Linked DNA regions of Homo sapiens: regions 1 and 2 are each linked to region 3. Evidence: chromatin loops called from intact Hi-C (ENCODE). Cell type or tissue: PC-9. All regions are shown on one strand. Each heading gives the region's core, and the rest is flanking DNA. Links, peaks and the distances in the headings are about the cores only. Region 1 overlaps SLC25A43 (solute carrier family 25 member 43). Region 2 has its middle 44 kb from the start of SLC25A5-AS1. Region 3 holds the start of LINC03098 (long intergenic non-protein coding RNA 3098).

What was found. Peaks named below come from ENCODE experiments on the same cell type or tissue, not always from the same donor. Only the 100,000 strongest peaks of a DNase experiment are listed, where the experiment ranks them.
Region 1: a loop joins it to region 3, with 4 times the contacts of the local background. A loop is called at or near these places in 2 of 110 quality-filtered maps.
Region 2: it touches region 3 in a loop (13-fold over the local background); 3 of 110 quality-filtered maps call a loop at or near these places.

The regions. Positions count from the first base shown.
Region 1 is chrX:119,406,988-119,413,774 of GRCh38, reverse strand. SLC25A43 (solute carrier family 25 member 43) reads right to left here. Exons shown (of 5, transcript NM_145305.3): 3 at 3,413-3,585. Among named protein-coding and RNA genes, the nearest start is that of SLC25A43, 11 kb to the right of the region's middle. In PC-9, for the core only: no CTCF peak of the experiment used is centred there; DNase peaks (open chromatin) are centred at 1,624 and 3,144; H3K27ac peaks cover 1,293 bases.
Region 2 is chrX:119,509,412-119,516,198 of GRCh38, reverse strand. No RefSeq gene overlaps it. Among named protein-coding and RNA genes, the nearest start is that of SLC25A5-AS1, 44 kb to the right of the region's middle. RefSeq lists a silencer at 3,379-3,673. In PC-9, for the core only: a CTCF peak has its summit at 3,524 (motif pointing right); a DNase peak (open chromatin) is centred at 3,558.
Region 3 is chrX:119,289,837-119,296,623 of GRCh38, reverse strand. It overlaps LINC03098 (long intergenic non-protein coding RNA 3098), which reads right to left and starts at 5,095. Exons shown (of 4, transcript NR_110396.1): 1 at 5,003-5,095. In PC-9, for the core only: CTCF peaks have their summits at 3,768 and 3,977; no DNase peak of the experiment used is centred there.

The DNA.
Region 1 (6,787 bases), core at 814-5,813, 120 kb before region 3:
AATGGCCCAGGGAAATACCCATTATATAATAAGTGAAAAAAGGATACTAATTTTTTTTTTTTTTTTTTGAGATGGAGTCTCGCTCTGTCGCCCAGGCTGGAGTGCAGTGGTGCAATCTCGGCTCACCGCAACCTCCATCTCCCAGGTTCAGGGGATTCTCTTACCTCAGCCTCCCAAGTAGCTGGGATTACAGGCATGTGCCACCATGACCAGCTAATTTTTGTATTTTTTAGTAGAGACGGGGTTTCGCCATGTTGGCCGGGCTGGTCTCAAACTCCTGACCTCAGGTGATCCACCCGCCTCGGCCCCCCAAAGTGCTGGGATTACAGCCGTGAGCCACCGCGCCCGGCCTAAGGATACTAATTTTTATATACAGTGTGAACACAATTTTGTAAAAGAAATAACCTTATATATCTTTATATGTGTGTGAGTGTGTTTATGTATATATATGAAGGTCCATAGAAGGAAAACTATTAATCATTATAATCCATGGGTGTTGGGCTATGGGTAATTTATTTTCCTTTTTGCACTTTTCTGTATGTCCCAAATTTTCTACAACTTATGTGTATTACTTTTTTTTCATTGTGGTCAAATATACATAAAATGAACCATTTTAACCATTTTAAAGTATATGTGCATTACTTTTTTTTTTCTTTGAGACAGGGTCTCTCTCTGTCACCCAGGCTGGAATGCGGTGGCAGGATTATAGCTCACTGTGACCTCGACCTCTTGGGCCCAAGTAATCCTCCTGCTTCAGTCTCCCAAGTAGCTGGGACCACAGGTACACACCACCATGCCCAGGTAATTTTTTATTTTTAGTAGAGACAAGGTCTCGCTATGTTGCTAAGGCTGGTCTCAAACTACTGGGCTCAAGTGATCCTCCCATCTTGGCCTTCCAAATGTGCATTATTTTTAAAATTAGAAATACTTAAAAAAAAAAGATAAGCATGCACTAAGCAGACTTTACATTTAAGCAGAAAAGCAAAGTCAGAAACAAACAAACAAAAAAGTAATAGATATAATTAGATAAAATTCTACAAATATGTACAACAAAGCACCACCACCAACAACACATAAATAGCACTAGAAGCCAAATGTTGGCTGGGCCCAGTGGCTCATGCCTATAATCCCAGCACTTTGGGAGGCTGAGGCGGGTGGATCTCTTGAGCTCAGGAGTTCGAGACCAGCCTGGTCAACATATAGTGAAACCCCATCTCTACCAAAAATACAAAAATTAGCTGGGTGTAGTGGCACATGCCTGTAGTCCCAGCTCTTGGGAAGCTGAGGCAGAAGAATCGCTTAAACCCAGGAGGAGGAGGTTGCAGTGAGCTGAGATTGTGCCACTGCACTCCAGCCTGGGTGTCAGAGTGAGACTCTGTCTCTCAAAAAAAAAAAAAACACCAAATGTCAAACTGGAAAAATTGTGTGAAATGTATGACAAAGGGTTAATATCTTTAATATATAAAGACTTCTTACCAACGAATAGAAAAATTTTGCACCTATACTACCATTACAATGATGCGACAATTATCTGTTTGGACAAGGACAGGAAAGGAATGCAACCCAGACAGATGAAGTTTCAGGGAGTGGAGTGGCAGCTTTGATAAGCACCTTCAGGCTGTTTAGTGCTGAGGTAAGCGATGGCCCAGGGCAGCCGGGACTACTACAGAGGGAAAGCGGGAGCGGGGAGGGACATTGAGCAAGCGAGGACAAGTTAGAGTCACAGGGGAAAACCAAACTTGGCTGGGACTGCTCATTTAAACTTGGATTCAGCTGACCCCAAATTAATTTCTATAGAGTTCTTCAGGAATATATTGCTTGTATAAATCAGGGTTTGCCCAGAAGAGGCCATGGAGACAGCCTAGCCTATGGAAGTGGAATTTTTTTAAAAATTTTTATTTTTAGTTCTGTGGTACACGTGCAGGATGTGCAGGTTTGTTACGTAGGTGAACATGTGCCATGGTGGTTTGCTGCACCTATCAACCCATCACCTGGGTATTAAGTCCAGCATGCATTAGCTATTTTTGAATTTTAAGGGCCTGAGCAGGGCTAAGAGAAGATACAGCACCTCAGCCCTGCTAGGATTCTGGGCCTGCCCCCACTGTACAGATATAACTGTTACCCACCCAACCTTATTTGAACTAGTCTGATTTTTCTTTGATCAAAATTGGCTTATTCTAGGCTAAGACAATTACTCACTTTGGAACTTCTGATTCTAGGATTTTGCCTCAGTGGTCTCACTAAGATGCCGCCTCATTTTTTTTTTTTTTTTTTGAGACAGAGTTTTGCTCTTGTTGCCCAGGCTGGAGTGCAATGGTGCAATCTTGGCTCACTGCAACCTCTGCCTCCCGGGTTCAAGTGATTCTCCTGCCTTAGCCTCTCGAGTAGCTGGGATTACAGGCATGTGCCACCACAACCAGCTAATTTTGTATTTTTAGTAGAGACAGGGTTTCTCCATGTTGGTCAGGCTGGTCTCGAACTCCCGACCTCAGGGGATCCGCCCACCTCGGCCTCCCAAAGTGCTGGGATTACAGGCATGAGCCACCGTGCCCGGCCTGATGCTGCCACATTTTAAATGCAGTTCCTTCCTCAGCGAGGGAGTCAGGGATGCTGGACCCTTGTTAGCTACAGTTCCTAGCTTATGTTGGTCCTATCCAGTCTGCTTCACTGAGGTAAGGCACAGTGAGGAAACCAAGAGTGGCATCCTTGCTGTGGAGGCAGCAAGGACAGGGAGCATTAGCAGGCTGCATTTCATATTCTACTCTCTGCTGGTCTTGGAGGAAGGAGAGCCACAAGTGATATAATCAGGAAGTCAGGAAAGAAAAGAGAAGCCTCATCTGGAGGCTTCTTTTTTTTCTTTCTTTCTTATTTTTCTTTCTTTTTTTTGAGACATAGTCTTTCTGTGTCACCCAGGCTGGAGTGCAATGGCGCGATCTCAGCTCACTGCAACCTCTGCCTCTCAAGTTCAAGTGATCCTCCTGCCTCAGCCTTCTGAGTGGCTGGGATTACAGGCGCCTGCCACCACGCCCAGCTAATTTTTGTTTGTTTAGTAGAGGCGGGGTTTCACCATGTTGGCCAGGCTGGTCTTGGACTCCTGACCTCAAGTGATCCACCCGCCTCCGCCCTCCCAAAGTGCTGGGATTACAGGCGTGAATCACCGCCCCTAGCCTGGAGGCTTCTTAAAAGACCAAAAAACAGAGGATGGGAATGAGGAGGCAGCCGGGGCTCAAGCCAACAGCTCTGAGGTTAGCAGCAGAAATGCCACAGAGTGGGGGTTTGCACAGTATTTATGAGCAGTCAGAAGCTCCTTGGAAACCTGGCATCACTTGGGGTCAGTGTTCTTTGCTGTTATTACCCGACCACAAACACTACAAAGCATTCCACCCCCTACCCCACTCTGATAACTCCTCACCTGCATCTTTCTCTTCACGGTCTCAAAGGGAAAGGAGAGGGTCTGGGTCACTGCAGCAGCCAGACAGACATTAGCAAAGTTCTGTGGGAGAGAGAACTGATCTCGGGGTCCGTTCCAGATTTTCTCCAGGTTCATGTAAACAAGAAGGGAGCCAGCAGAGAACGGGAGAGCACCTGCAAAACAAGGCCAGGGAGAAGCTGCTGCTGTCTTGGGAAAACACTGGCTTGAGAACATAAATTCCTGGGGGGATTCCGGGGAAAGAAAACAGGAGGGGCTCTGGGGTTGCTAAAATCCCTCCAACCCAAGGAGCATGAGGGAACTTTCTTGAGTGCGATAATGTGCTATATTTTGGTAGGGGTTGTGTCATTTGTCAAAATGCATCAAATGGTTCACTAAAGGTTTGTCCACTTTACTGGATGTAAATTGTACTTTAAAAAACAACCATACGGCTGGGCGTGGTGGCTCATGCCTGTAATCCCAGCACTTTGGGAGGCCAAGGCGGGAGGATCACCTGAGGTCAGGAGTTTGAGACCAGCCTGGCCAACATGGTGAAACCCCATCTCTACTAAAAATACAAAAAGTAACTGGGTGTGGCGTTGGGCACCTGTAATCCCAGCTACTTGGGAGACTGAGACAGAAGAATCACTTGAACCCAGGAGGCAGAGGTTGCAGTGAGCTGAGATCGCACCACGGCACCCCAGCATGGGTGACAAGAGAGAAACTCCATCTCAAAAAAAAGAACCATACACAAATATTGAACTCTAGTTAATGACACACATGTTGAAGGGTTTAGGGGTGAAGTGTATTGATATTTGCAAGTTACACTGAAATCATTAAAAAAAAAAAAAAGGTGGGCTGGCTGAGTACAGTAACTCACGCCTGTAATCCCAGCACTTTGGGAGGCCGAGGTGGGCGGATCACTTGAAGTCAGGGGTTCGAGACCAGCCTGACCTCGTCTCTACTAAACTCCATCTCTACTAAAACGGAAACTCCATCTCTACTAAAAATACAAAAAGTAACTGGGCGTGGAGGTGCGTGCCTGTAATCTCAGCTACTTGGGAGGCTGAGGCACGAGAATCGCTTGAACCTGGGAGGCAGACGTTGCAGTGAGCCGAGATTGCACCACTGCACTCCAGCCTGGGTGACAGAGCAAGATTCTGTCTCAAAAAATAAATAAATAAATAAATAAATAAATAAATAAATAAAATAAAAATGGACTGATGAATGGCTGGAGGGATGAATAGCAAAATGTTAATTGTAGCATCTAGATGGTCCATGGATGTATACTCTAGATTTCTTTTAATTTTTCTAGATGTTTGAAGCTTTTTTTTAATGTTCGGGGAAAAAATCACTCAAGTAAAAAAAGCCAGTGGGCAGCACCTCATTATGTTTTGGAGGACAGGAGGGACTGATCTCTAGCTGAGAAGGAAACATTTTATGAAAACTGGAAAGTGAGAGACTCTCGATGGTGAGGGAGGTCACCTGACTTCACCTTTGGGAATGACATGGTCATATCATGGCCCAGTGGGCACCCTACACTGTGTGGCTTCCTCACCTTTCTAAGAACTGAGATGGTGAGTAAGTAATATAGTAGGTGGCACTTTCACAAACTTCCAGAACCTTTAGGAGCCATCTTTAGTTTACAGAGGGACTAAATTTCTCCCTCAAAATGAAATTTAAAATAGGGGATAATACAAGTGAAATTGCTTATCTTTAGAAAAATGTAATGTTTATTTAATTGGCTCACCAACCTTCCATTTACCTTCATTCAGAAAATGTCTGGAAAGCTTAGGTTATGTGCCAGGCCCTATGTCAGGTGCTGGGAATCGAAAGAGGAGCGGGCTAATTTCTGGAGATGCTCATCATCGAGGAGAACAGACAGCCAGGGCAAAGTCAGTATAACACCCCTGATGTGTGCCACAACAGGGGGGCTATATGAAATGCATTAGGTACACAAGGATCAAAGGGATTAATTTTGCCTGGGGGAGTCAGGAGGGACTTGATGAAAGAGAGAACTTTTGAACTGGGTCTTGAGGAATAAATAGGAGTTCATCAGACTTTGACAGAGTGGAAAGGCAAAGGGAATAGCATGTATAAAGGGAGTGGTATTTCCAGGAAATCCAAGTTTTTCTGAAGGGCTGGAGCATGAATGCAGGTGGAGGTATGGCAGGAGATGAGGTAGGACAAACTGGCAGGGGCCAGGTCTGAAGGATCTAGAATGTCCTAAGGAATTTGGGCTTTCTCCTGTAGCTCAGGAGTCGCTGAATACTTTTTAAGGAGAGCAGTGAAATGAGGGCCGTGAAACGATGAAATTGCACGTGGAGAGATCACCTCAGCCGGGCAGCAGTGCACGGGGAAGACTGGGGCAGGAGATACCAAGAGTGGAAGCAGGTAGGAGCCAGAGTCTGTGGGAGACCCTGAGAGTCTGAGTTGTAAGGACCTGTGGGAAAGAGGATGAGTCAAATCGACGGGACTTGGTGATTCAAGTGGGGGTGGAGTGAGAGGAGAAGTTGAAGTGATCCCTAGGCTTTTTTTTCTGGCTTGGGCCACGGGGTGAAAGGAAGGTAGTCTCATTCATTAGGGAACACAGGAGGAAGAGCTAGTTTGAGACCAACGAGGACATCAGGGTTAATCTTGAATTTGATGTGCCTAGGGAGCATGGAGGTGAAGGTGTCCAACAGCAGGGACTCATACTACCATTGGGAATTGGTGTCAGTCAGGGGCTAACAGAGGGCTCTGGAGTTCTATTGCTAGTTTCTCCTGCTTTCTATCTATGTGGACTTGGGCAAGTCACTTAGCTTCCTGAAGCATCTATCTCCTCATCTGTAAAATAAGGCCTCATGAGAAAGCGCATGCAATGCATTTGGCCCAGTACCCAGAACATGGTAAGTACTTCCCCCCAAAAGTTGGCCATTGTTACTAAAGAGGTAGAGAATAAGGGTCACAGAATACACTGACGCTTGCTTAAGCCACTAGCATAGATGAGGCCACCTAGGGAGGGTTTGGAGGATGAGAAGCAAGCTAAAGGGGAGGGTAAAAAGAAAGCTAAGGAAGGAGCCCAGGGGAAGAGCAACATGTAGGGGCTGGCAGTATCAGACGACCCAGATGGGCCGGATAAGTCAGATAAGAAAGAGCTGCCAGAGAGATGGGAAGACACCCAGGACTTGGAGGGGTCCTGGAAGCCAAGTTTCCAGAAGAAGGGGTGGTCAACCTTATCAAATGCTGCAACCAAGTTCAGATAAAGGGAAAAAGTCTACTGGATTTTGCAATTGGGCCATAAATGTGTAGCTCTGGCAAAGGTTACAAAGACCCCAGAAGACACAGTTGCTACCCTAGTTGCCCTCATGGCATATCAATGTGTATGTACACTGAATA
Region 2 (6,787 bases), core at 1,191-6,190, 220 kb before region 3:
GCCTTTGTTGAATCTGCATTGCAGCCCAATGTCTCCTTTCTCCAGTCCTGCTTCCATTCCTTCCTTTCCACGCGTGATGATCCCAAGAGTACTCCCTAAGAAACCTCCTGCATGCTAATCTCCATCTCAGAGTCTGCTCAGCAAATCCAACCTGCACCACCCTCTCCCCCTCCCCTAACTCCCTCCTCCTGCCCCAGGCTGACACCCACCTCCCCCATGTATTCAGTTCAGTCCTCCTCACTTCCCCTTGGACTTTGCTCTATTACTTACCTCCTCTCTTTCCTGAAGCCTCAACCTTCCCCTCTTTCTCCATCTCTCCTCCTCAGCATGTACATTTGAACTAATGCCTTCAACAAAAACCTTTGACACAGAGCCTACTTCTAGCTTTCATTCTTTCCTCCCCTTCACAGTCTAAGCTTCTTGAAGAGGCCTACTGTGATCTTGCTTCGGTCTCCATCACTGCTGAAATGGTTCTCCTTTTTCAGCCCTGTCTTATTTGACTTCTATGTGAGTGTGGCTCCGATGGCCATCCCCTCTTCCCTTCATTTCTAGGACACTTGGCCCTCTCCCACTTTCTTTTCTTTCTTTTCCTTCCTTCCTTCCTTCCTCCCTCCCTTCCTCCCTCCCTCCCTCTCTCTCCCCCTCTTTCTTTCTTTCTTTCTTTCTTTTTTTCTTGTTTCCTCACTCTATTGTCCACGCTGGAGTGCAGTGGTGCAATCTCGGCTCATTGCAGCCTCCGCCTCCTGGGTTCAAGTGCTTCTCCTGCCTCACCCTCCTGAGTAGCTGTGACTACAGGTGTCCATCACCACGCCTGGCTAATTTTTGTATTTTTTGGTAGAGACGGGGTTTCGCCATGTTGGCCAGGCTGGTCTCGAACTCCTGACCTCAAGTGATCCACCCGCCTGGGCCTCCCCAAGTGCTGGGATTACAGGCGTGAGCCACTGCATCTGGCCCTCACCCACTTTATTTTTTTATTTTACTTACTTTATTTATTTATTTGAGACAGGGTCTTGCTCTGTCACCCAGCTTGGAGCACAGAGGCTGGAGTGTAATGGTGTGATCATTGCCTGCTACAGCCCCAAATTTCCGGCTTCAGGCAATCCTCCCCGCTCTGCCTCCCAATGCACTGGGATTACAGGTGTGAGCCACTGTGCCCTACCCATGAAACACTTTTATATCCGACTATTAGACACCCTACGTTCGTGTCTTACAGGTATCTCAAACCCAGTGTATTCACAATGGCTCTTGTCTTCATTCCCTGCTTCAAACTGGGTCCTCCCTGTGTTCCCGGATTCAGTGAATGCTACTGTGTATCTGGTTACTCAAGCCAGAAAACAGATTTCTCTCAGCACAATCTCTCTCCCTTCTTACTTACTTCCCAACAACCAAAGTAATTTGGTGGCACGTGCCTGTAGTTCCAGCTACTCAGGAGGCTGAGGCAGGAGGATATCTTGAGCCCAGGATGCCAAGGCTGACCTGAGCAACATAGCAAGACTCCATCTCAAAAAAAAATGTAATTTGGATCATGGCATTCTTCTGTTTAAGATGCCCCAGTGGCCCCCTGTTGCCTTTATTTATTTATTTATCTATTTATTTTTGAGACGGAGTCTCACTTTGTTGCCCAGGCTGGAGTGCAGTGGTGCGATCTTGGCTCACTGCAACCTCTGTGTCCTGGGTTCAGGCGATTCACATGCCTCAGCCACCAGAGTAGCTGGGACGACAGGAGCCTACCACCACGCCCGGCTAATTTTTGTATATTTGTAGAGAGGCGTTTCGCCATGTTGACCAGGCTGCTCTCAAACTCCTGGCCTCAGACGATCCACTCACCTCAGCCTCCCAAAGTGCTGGGATTACAGGCGTAAGCCACCGTGCCTGTGGCTGAACTATTTAATAAATGATGAAGTATTGAATAAAAACCCCTTCAATTGGCACCCCTCTCATGTGGCCCTTGCCTGTCTGGTTCCATCGCCCCCGCCCCATCTAGCACTTTATATTCTAGCACAACTGGGCTACTTGAAGTGCTTTGAACATGCTTCATTTTGTCATGTCTTGGGGCCTCCTTTGCATATGTTCTTCTCTCTGCAAAGCTGCCTTGTTCCTCCCTGGTTACTCTTCCCTCCCCCACCCCTTATTTAATCTTCAGGTGTCTTTACAAGTGTCCCTGACTCTCTGAGGTTGACTTAGGCCCTCGCACTTCCTCTCCTCTTTACAGACATCCACTGGATCTCTTGCAGCCTATCCAGTGCCTCTCTTTCTGTGTCTGTCTTTCTATGAGACTGAGTTCCTTGAAGGCAACAGTTTCATCCTGTAATCCCACGACCTGGCACAAGGTTTGGTGCTTGGTTGCCACTTATTAAGTGCTTGTTGGATGAATGAGTCAGTGGAGTGCAAGTAGACAGCAGGAGAAAAGGAAACGAGGTTTGACGGGAGACAGGAGGCTCTTTGGTATCTGACAGACCCAGATTATCCCAAAACACAATCTGCTGTGATCTCTTAATTTCTCTGCATTACAAAAGAAGCACAAAGGATCCAGAGCCTGTGGAACCCTGCCTTGTGCCTGGGCCAGGCATATAAGACCCTTGCCCAACTGTGCAATGATGGTTTCTACCTGTGTCTATGGACTCTGTGGGTGTCTAAGAGGTAGGGCCACCCACCCAAACGTTTTGTTAACTGACTTATATGGAAAGAGGAGAAAGAGAATCCTGACAATGCTCACTGCTTCTGCAACTGCTTGTATAATACAGTCACATCTGTCAACCCCACGTGCTGCAAAAAGATTCCAGGAATCCTGAGATGTTGCTGCTCTCAGCCTTTGGGGTAGCTGGGCTGAGCCTGGGGCAGCTCTGGCCACAAGAAGCCTCCTTCTTTGTGCAACACAAATACCATTTTCTGTGTCTGCTGCAGACTTAAAAAGGTTAATGAGCACTGTTGGATAATATCTAATCATTCTGGTCAGGTACTGCAATTTTGTGAGTGCCCACCTGGGACCTTGGCATCTTGAATTTACCCATATATTTCCCCCCAATTAAAGCCTTTTCTCGGCCGGGCGCGGTGGCTCACACCTGTAATCCCAGCACTTTGGCAGGCCGAGGCGGGCGGATCACGAAGTCAGGAGTTTGAAACCAGCCAGACCAACATGGTGAAACCCCATCTCTACTAAAAATACAAAAATTAGCCAGGCGTGGTGGCACGTGCCTGTAATCCCAGCTACTCAGGAGGCTGAGGCAGGAGAATTGCTTGAATCTGGGAGGCGGAGGTTGCAGTGAGCCAAGATCGTGCCGCTGCACTCCAGCCTGGACAACAGAGCGAGACTCTGTCTCAAAAAAAAAAAAAGTATTTTCTCATGTTTTCAAGTAGGACAGGGATATTTGTTTATTCCCCATTGTATAGGTGAGGAAACCAAGGCGCAGCGAGGTCAAGAGACCAGCACACTCCAGCATTGTCAGAGACAAATCAAACTGAGGAGCTGGCTGAAGCCCGCACCCTCTGAGGCTGTCCAGCTGCAGTGCATTTACACTCTGCCCACAAGAGGTCAGTAGGTTCCACAGGAGCAGAGCTGGCTACAGGGAGGCCCGCACAATGAAAGGTGGAGCCATCCTCCCTGAGAGCAGCCCTGGTTACTGGCTGCACAGCAGCTACCTAGAAGGAAATCCTTCTAACAACAGGTTTTCCAAGAAGTCCTTCTTCCAGGGGTGGACCAGCGGTTGGGGCTGGCCAACGGTGTGTATCCTGGGAGGGCTGTGGGAGTTCCCAGGGGCAGCTGCTTTATTATATTGCAATCCTCAGGGTTTGATAAGCTATTTGTGGAGGGCGGTGTCTGTAGATGGGGCAGCTGGCGTGCTTCCATCTGCCTAGAAAGCTGCAACCATCTCCACGGTAATAACTGGAACCAAAAATATCACACGGCTGTCTGCTAGGCCAGAACGTTCCTGTCTGTCTGCTCTCTGGAGGCTGAGGGTGGAGGAGACTTAAAAAGCCATATATTGCCGGGCACTGTGGCTCACGCCTGTAATCCCCACACTTTGGGAGGCCGAAGTGGGTGGATCACTTGAGGCCAGGAGTTTGAGACCAGCCTAGGCAACATGGTGGAACCCCGTGTCTACCAAAAAAGACAAAAATTAGCTGTGTGTGGTGATGCACGCCTGTAGTTCCAGCTACTGGGGAGGCTGAGGCACGAAAATCACTTGAACCCGGGAGGCAGAGGTTGCAGTGAGCAGAGGTCATGCCACTGCACTCCAGCCTGGGTGACAGAGCAAGACTCCATCTCAAAATAAAATAAAATAATAAGATATATATATTTCTATATATTTCTATATATATATTTCTATATATAGAAATATATATATTTTTATATATATATATAGCATCCCCAAGATTTAGAATCAGACAGACCTGGGTTTGAATCTTGATTTTTCTTCTTATTAACTGTGACCTCAGGCAAGTGGCTTAACTTCTCTAGGCCTCAGTCTCCTCATTAATAGAATGGGGAATAATAATACCTGCTTTTCTGGCTGTTCTGAGGATTTATTCACTCATTTGAAAGATAGTGGCATGCCTGTCCTACAGTTGTTACTAGGTTCAGGGGATACAAGAGATTCAACGCCTGGCACATAGTAAGTGCTGAATTAATGATAACTTGTTTTTGAAGGTCATGCCACGAATTTGGACTCAAAATAGCAGGCAGTTGAAAGCATTCTGAAAAGAGAAGTAGTAAGAAAAAAACACTACTTTTTTTTTTTCTTTCTCAGGCAGGGTCTCACTGTTGCCCAGGCTGAGTGCAATGGCACAATCATAGCTCACTGCAGCTTCGACCTCTTGGGTTCAAGCAGTCCTCCTGCCTCAGCCTTCCAAAGTGCTGGGATTACAGGCGTGAGCCACCATGCTCAGCAGGAAAACAATATTGAAGAGGCTTCACCCCTACCTGCAGTGTAGAGGCAGGATTGAAAAATGCCAGCCTTATCATTTTCATAGAGTTGTTCTGAACATCATAAAATAGGGCAGAGCAAGAGGCCTAAGACTAATAAATAGTCGGGAGTTGAACCCATATTGCAACTGGGGACAGGGACTGCTCCTAAAATCATAGGGCCACAGTCTGCCTCTCCCCTGGGAAGCAGCAAGGGGAAGGAGGGGCTGAGAAGAAGCCTTCTGTCTGCTCACTGGAAGCTGAGGGGCTTCATTTTGCCGATCACCTGGCCTGTCTTCGGGCAGTGGTTTCGGGATGTGGGAAGAAGGTGTGGGCGTGCATATGCAGCAGTGAGGATGTTTGAAGGATGTGAGAACACAAGAACATAAAATGCCACCCTGTGGCTGAGCCATGGATTCCTCTGACTCAGACAAGGTCATCATGGAACATGAAGACCCAAATGTCATCTTTGAGTCCTTTGGTAAACTATCAGGTGTGAGTTTATCCAAAGCTTTCAGAAATTGCAGTATTTCTTTTCACCCTGCCTCACCAATTGGGATGTTTTCCACACGTTTTCGCTTCCATTTAAAGATAAGTTATTTTATTAAAAACATACCTCTCTGGAAGAGCTCTACAAGGAGAACTACAAAACACTGCTGAAAGAAATCATAGATGACACAAACAAATGGAAACACATTCTATGCTCATGGATGGGTAGAATCAATATCGTGAAAATGACCATACTGCCCAAAGCAATCTACAGATTCAGTGCAATTCCTATCAAAATACCAACATCATTTTTCACAGAATCAGAAAAAATCCTAAAATTCATATGGAACTAAAAAAGAGCCAGAATAGCCAAAGCAATCCTAAGCAAAAAGAACAAATCTGGAGGTATCACATTACCGGACTTCAAATTATACTACAAGGCTATAGTTACCAAAACAAAATAGTACTGATATAAAAGTAGTTACATTAACTGGGCGCGGTGGCTCACATTTGTAATCCCAGCACTTTGGGAGGCCGAGGCTTGTGGATCACCTGAGGTCAGGAGTTCGAGACTAGGCTGGCCAACATGGTGAAACCTCATCTCTACTGAAAGTACGAAAATTAGCCAGGCATGGTGGTGCGTGCCTGTAATCCTAGCTACTCAGGAGGCTGAGGCAGGAGAATCACTTGAGCCTGGGAGGCAGAGATTGCGGTAGGTCAAGATCACGCCACTGCACTCCAGCCTGGGCAACAGGGAGAGACTGTCTCAAATAATAAAAATAAAATAAAATAAAAGTAGTTATATTAGACCAATGGAACAGAATAGAGAACCCAGAAATAAAGCCAAATACTTACAAACAACTGATATTTGACAAAGCATACGAAAACGTAAGTTGGGGAAAGGATACCCTATTCAATAAATGGTGCTGGGCAAACTGGCTAGCCCCATGTAGAAGAATGAAACTGTATCCCTATCTCTCACCTTATGCAAAAATCAACTTGAGATGGATCAAAGACTTAAATCTAAGACCTGAAATCATAAAAATTCTAGAAGAAAACCTAGGAAAAACTCTTCTGGACATTCTTTGCCTAGGCAGGCAAAGAATTTATGACTAAGACCCGAAAAGCAAATGCCACAAAAACAAAAATAAATGGGACCTAATTAAACTGAAAAGCTTCTTGCACAGCAAAAGAAAAAATCATCAGAGTAAACAGAACCCACAGAATGGAAGAAAATATTTGCAAACTATGCGTCCAACAAAGGAGTAATATACAGAATCTACAAGGAACTCAAACAAATCAGCAAGAAAACAAATAAACAAATAATCCCATTAAAAAGGGGGCAAATGACACGAAGAGACATTTCTCAAAAGAAGATATACAAACGGCCAACAC
Region 3 (6,787 bases), core at 1,167-6,166:
ATCCACACATCTACACTGAACTCATTTTTTACAAAGTTGCCAAGAACGTACGCTAGGGAAAGGGCAGTCTCTTCAATAAATTGTGCTGAGAACACTGGATATCCATATGCAGAAGAATGAAACTAGAGTCCTATCTCTCACCATATGAAAAAACAAAAGGGATTAAAGGCTTAAATATAAGACCTCAAACTATGAAACTACTACAAGAAAACATCGGGGAAACTCTCCAGGACATTGGACTAGGCAAAGATTTCTTGAGTAATACCCCGCAAGCACAGGCAACCAAAGCAAAAATGGACAAATGGGATCACACCAAGTTAAAAGCTTCTGCCTGGCAAAGGAAACAACAAAGTGAAGAAATAACCCACAGAATGAGAATATATTTGCAAACTATTTATCTAAAAGGGATTAATAACCAGAATATACAAGGGGCTCAAACAACTCTATAGGAAAAAAAAATCTAATAATCTGATTTTAAAACGGGCAAAAGATCTGAATAAACATCAAAAGAAGACATACAAATGGCAAGCAGGTACATGAAACAGTGCTGAACATCACTGATCATCAGAGAAATGCAAATCAAAACTGGGGTGAGATGATATACCATTCCAGTTAAAATGGCTTTTATTCAAAAGACAGGCAATAACAAATATTGGCAATGATGTGGAGAAAAGGGAACCATTGTACACTGTTGGTGGGAATGTGAATTAGCACAATCACTATGGAGGTTCCTCAAAAAACTAAAAATAGAACTTCTATGTGATTCAACAGTCCCACTACTAGGTATATACCCAGAAGAAAGGAAATCAGTATATCAAAGAGATATCTGCACTCTCATGTTTATTGCAGCACTATTCACAATAAGCCAAGATTTGGAAACAACCTAGGTATCCATCAGTAGATGAATGGATACAGAAAATGTGGTGCTTATACACAATGGAGTAATATTCAGTCATAAGAAAGGATGAGATCCTGTCATTTGCAACAACATGGATGGAACTGGAGGACATTATGTTAAGTGCAATAAGCCAGGTACACAGAGACAAACCTCACATGTTCTCACTTATGTGTGGGAGCTAAAAATTAAACCAATTGAACTCATGGAGATAGAGAGTAGAAGGATGATCACCAGAGGCTGGGAAGGGTAATGTTGGAGGGGAAGAGGGGATGGTTAATGGGTACAAAAAGATAATTAGATAGAATGAATGAGATCTAGTATTTGAGAGCACAATAGGGTGACTACAGTCAACAATAATTGTATATTTTAAAATAACTAAAAGAGAATAATTGGGTTGTTTGTAAGACAAAGAAAGGATAAATGCTTGAGGGGATGGATGCTCCTTTTACCCTGGTGTGATTATTACACATGGCATGCCTGTATCACAATATCTCATGTACCCCATAAATATATAAACCTATTATATAACCACAAAATTAAAAATAAATTTTTTAAAAAAAGATATTAGCAAATAGAATTCAGAATGTATAAAAGGTATTATGCATAATGACAAAATAGTGCTTATTTCAGAGATGCAAAGCTAGTTCAATATTCAAAAATCAATCAATGTAATCTGTGATACTAAAAGGCCACTGAAGAAAACTTACATGATCACATAAATTGATGCAGAAAAGTGACTTGAGAAAATACAACACCCATTCAGAATAAAAAAATACTCAGTTTTCTAGGAATAGAGGGAAATTCCTCAACTTGATAAAAGGCAAGTACAAAAACCTATAGCTGACGACAAGAATGCCCTCTCTTGCCACTCTTTTATTTTATTTTATTTTTAAGACAAGGTCTCACTATGTTGCCCAGGATGGTCTCCAACTTCTGGCCTCAAGTGATCCTCATGCCTTGGCCTCCCAAAGTGTTGGGATTACAGGCATGAGCCACCACGCCCAGCTGCCACTCTTATTCAACAAAGTGCTGGAAGTTTTAGTCAGTGCAATAAGATGAGAAAAGGAAATAAAAGGCATACAAAATAGAAAGGCATAAATAAAACTGCCTCTATTTGCAAATGACATAACTGTCTACACAGTAAATCTCAGGAATCATTTAAAAACCTAGAACTAATAAATGCATTCAGCAAGGCTGTCAGATACTAGATCAACAATGAATGTGTGGACACTGAAATGAAAAATAGAATACTTTTACAATAGCTAAAAAATTTAATACTTCAGTGCAAATCTAACAAAACATGTAAAGCACTTGTATGCTGAAGACTACAAAATTCTGATGAAGGAAATCAAAGATCTATATAAATGGAGAGACATACCATGGATGGAAAACTGAACACAGTAAAGACATCAATTCTCCCCAAATTGATATACAAGTTTAATGCAATAATTATTAGAATCATAGCAAGAACTTTTGTAGACAAAGACATGTTTATTTTAAAATTTATATGTAAAGCAACAGGCCCTAGAATAGTTAAAACGTAGTGAAAATAAGTTAATAAGATTAAAGTATATGGAATCACTTGTGTTATGACTTAATATGATGCTACGGTAGTCAAGATAGTGTGGTATTGGTGGAGGGATAAACACAGATTGGAGGGACAGAAGAGAGAATCCAGGACAGACTCTTAAAAACAAATATGGCAAACTGATTTTTGACAAATGCACAAAAGAATGTCAATGGAGGAAATATAGCTTTTTCAACAAATGATGCTAAAACAATTGGATATCCACAGGCAAAAAACAAACAAACAAACAAACAAACACCTTGACCTATATATCACATCTTACACAAAAATCAACTCAAAATGGATTATGAACTTAAGTGTAAAACACAAAACTATAAAGGTTTTAGAAAAAAAAACACAGGAGAAAATCTTTGGGATCTAGGGCTATGTGAATAGTTCTCATACCTGACACCAAAGGCATTAGCCATAAAAGGAAAAATTTATAAATTGGACTTAATCAAAATGAAAAACTTCTGCTTTGCGAAAGAGGATGAAAAGGCAAGCTATAAGCTTGGAGAAAATATTTGCAAACCACATATCCAACAAAGGACCTGTATACAGAATATTTAAAGAACTCCCAAAAACTTAACAGTTAAAAAATAAAACCAATCAATTCAATCAGAAAATGAACAAAAGTCATGAAGAGTCATTCCATGAATGAGGAGATATAGATAGCAAATAAGCATAGTTAATGATGTTCATTGTAAGGGAAATGCAAATTAAAACCACATTGAAGTATCACTATGTATTTGTCAGAATAAATAATATTAGAGACAACATCAAATGCTAGTAAGGGTGTGGAGAGATGGAATCACTTATGTACATTGTTGTTTGGAATGTAAAATGATACAATCATACTGGAAGGGAGTATGGCAGTTTCTTTCTTTCCTCTTTCTTTCTTTCTTTCTTTCTTTCTTTCTTTCTTTCTTTCTTTCTTTCTTTCCTTCTTTCTTTCTTTTGGGGTCTCCCTCTGTCACCCAGGCTGGAGTGAAGTGGTGTGATCATGGCTCACTGCGGCCTCAAACTCCTGGGCTCAATCGATTCTCCCACCTCAGCCTCCCAAGTAGCTGGGACCACAGGCATGGGCCACCATGCTGGCTAATGTTTTGTATTTTTTGTAGAGATGGGGTTTTGCCATATTGCCCAGGCTGGTTTCGAACTCCTGTCCTCAAGTGATCCACCTGCCTCGGTCTCCCGAAGTGCTGGGATTACAGGCATGAGCCACTGCACCTGACTATGGTTTCTTAAAAAACTAAACATGCAACTACTATATGACCCAGCAATTTCACAGAATAGTTCCTCTTCCCAGAGTTGTTTTACAAGGCATAATTGACTGAAAAATACTGCCCATAAGACATTAAGTCACATGAGTGGACTATACATGGACATTGAGAATTACTAGGCCTGAAAATTATGGGTCCCCTATCTTCTTGGGCTTCTCTATTTCCATGGTGGCCAAGCTCTGTCTCTCCCCTTGGCTGGTCTTTGAAATTCAGGAGCTGATAGCTCCTCTGCTGCCATCTGTCTAGCTTGCCTGGCATTGTGCTGAAGAAGTTGACTTTGGCTCCCTCTGAAACCCCAAGTGGGTTATGTAGCTTTCTCCTCCAGATCTAACCAGCTACCTAATGGAAGAGTTACCAAACTCTTGAGGCAGGCAGGAAACATCCCTTTTGCATTCCTGCCAGTCAGACTGGCTAGGATAGGAGTGGGGGTCAGGATGCTGGATGGGACCCTCAGCTGGGATCCAACCTGCTCTACTTCCACGGGCCATGTAGTGATTTGTGGCTTCTCTCACTCCTGCATAGGCCTCCTGGCTTGCTTTCAAGATAAGAGTCAAAGGTTGTGAGCCTTCGCCAATTTTTCCTGGGTAAGGAAAACTCATTTCCTTTCCTTGGCATTTGTCCCCTTTCCTCTCTTTCTCACTCCAAGTGTCTCTTTTACAGTCTCTTCTGGGAACTTCCTCTCTCCAATCTGTGACACCTTCTATAATTCCTGCCCTTCTATTTTCAGTTTATGTTGATGCCTGTAGGGTCATATGTGAAAGCCTTTTAGAAACTCCAGCTAAAATTATGCAATTGCAAAGCATCATTGCTGCTTGCCTGTTAGATGGGCAAGGTCCTGTGCTATATGCTAACTGAATCTGCCCACAAGTAGCGTACATCTAATGGGAAGATAACTAATATTAATACAGAGAAACATATGCCAAGAGCCACAAGAACAATAAAGAAAATATGCTATGAATTCGGATCTGTTTCACTCCCATCTTCCAGGAATCAACAGGCCAGACAGGAGGCTTTGCCAGAAAGCCTTTTCAAACCTGGCATTCTAAGTTTCCATCATGTCTGTATTAATTTCCTATTGCCACTCTAATAAACTAACACAAATTTAGTGGCTTAAAATAATGCAGACTTACTATCTGACAGTTCTAGAGGCCAAAAGTTTTACAATCAAGCTGTCAGTATGTATTAGTCCATTCTCACATTGCTATAAAAAAACTACCTGAGACTTTATAAAGAAAAGAGATTTAATTGACTCACAGTTCTGCAGGCTATACAGGAGCCATGGCTGGGTAGGCCTCAGGAAACTTATAATCATGGCAAAATATGAAGGGGAAGCAAGCACACCTTCACATGGTGACAGGAGAGAGAGTGAAGGGGGAGGTGCTACACAGTTTTAAACAACCAGATCTCGTGAGAACTCACTACCATGAGAACAGCAGGGGGGGAATCCACCCCCATGATCCAATCACCTCCCACCAGGTCCCTCCCCCAACACTGGGGATTACAATTCAACATGAGATTTGAGTAGAGACACAGAGCCAAACCATATCACAGCAGGACTGTGTTCCTTCTAGAAGCCCTAAGGGAGAATTTGTTTTCTTGCCATTTCCAGAGGCCGTCTGAATTTCTTGCTTGTGACTGTATTCTCCATCTACAGAGCACATCACTGCAACCTTTGCTTCTGTCATCACATCTTCCCTGACTTTGATCCTCCTGCCTCCCTCTTACAGGGACCCCTGTGATTACACTGGGCCCATCTGGATAATCCGGGATAATCTTCCCATCTCAGGATCCTTAACTAATCCCATCTGCAAAGTCCTTTTTGCCATGTAAGGTAACATATTCACAGCTTCCAGGGGTTTAAGACATAGACATCTTCGAGGATTCATTATTCTGTCTACCACAATTTCCTATCTCTCTACCTGGAGAAACCCTTTTTCTCAATCATCTACAGACTCCTTTCCCTGTGGCATCTCCCATAATGCATGGCTCTAGGCTTTCTGTTTATATTCACTGTGTGGTTATATAAGAAATTTTGCCTTTTCAATTTGTTGTATTTTTGTTTTGCTTTTAGTCAGAGGCCCCTCAGGATGAAAGAAACTGTCTCAGTCTTCAGTGGTATAGAGTTCTTTATCCTTGAATGTAAACTAGCAGACCCTGGGGGATTCCTTTCAGTCCTGATATGTCTCAGTTTCATTCACAGTAGAATTTCAGGAATGAAGCTGACTAAATGTGTTATCTCAGAGATGTCTGCTCTTAAAGAGGGACTCCAGCAGATCCAGTACCTTAAGACATTCTCTCAAGGGTCAGTTATTCACAACTGACTAAAAGTTTTGCTATATCCCTTCAACCTCTTCTGTACTTTAGCTAACACTTTTCTTTTGTTTACATTTTAAAATTGCAATTATATCTGAAAAATCATGCATTAGGTGTACTAGTTACCTTCTTCTAATAAATGTTAAACACAAAGCTACTAAAATCCCCTCTTAAGTGGTACAAGTGGTACATAAAATGTGCCTGTTTTGCGGGAACACCTGAAAGTAATCTCATGCTGACACTCCAGGCAGTGTGGGAGAATGCAGGAGACACTTTCGGTTTGCCCTAAAAATCAGAGTATCAGAGGACAATTGCCACAGACCCTCAAAACACATCTACCCATCTGCCTGCATTTTTGCCTATATTCTGCCTTCCATCACATTTCTGTAGATGACCTATCTGTACAACCCTTCCACCTGTACTCTGGATCTCATTCTTTCTTACTACTTCAAGGTCATTGTTCCAGCAAGCCCTCTCCTCCATACACATAATCGAACTTTCCTTCTTATTGGGCAATTCCCATCGGCATATAGGCATGTTTTTCTTCCATAATAAAAAATTCTCTTGACCCCACTTTTTTTTTTTTTTGAGATGGAGTTTTGCTCTTGTTGCCCAGGCTGGAGTGCAGTGGCACGATCTCGGCTCACCACAACCTCCACCTCCCGGGTTCAAGCGATTCTCCTGCCTCAGCCTCCCAAGTAGCTGGGATTACAGGCGTGCACCACC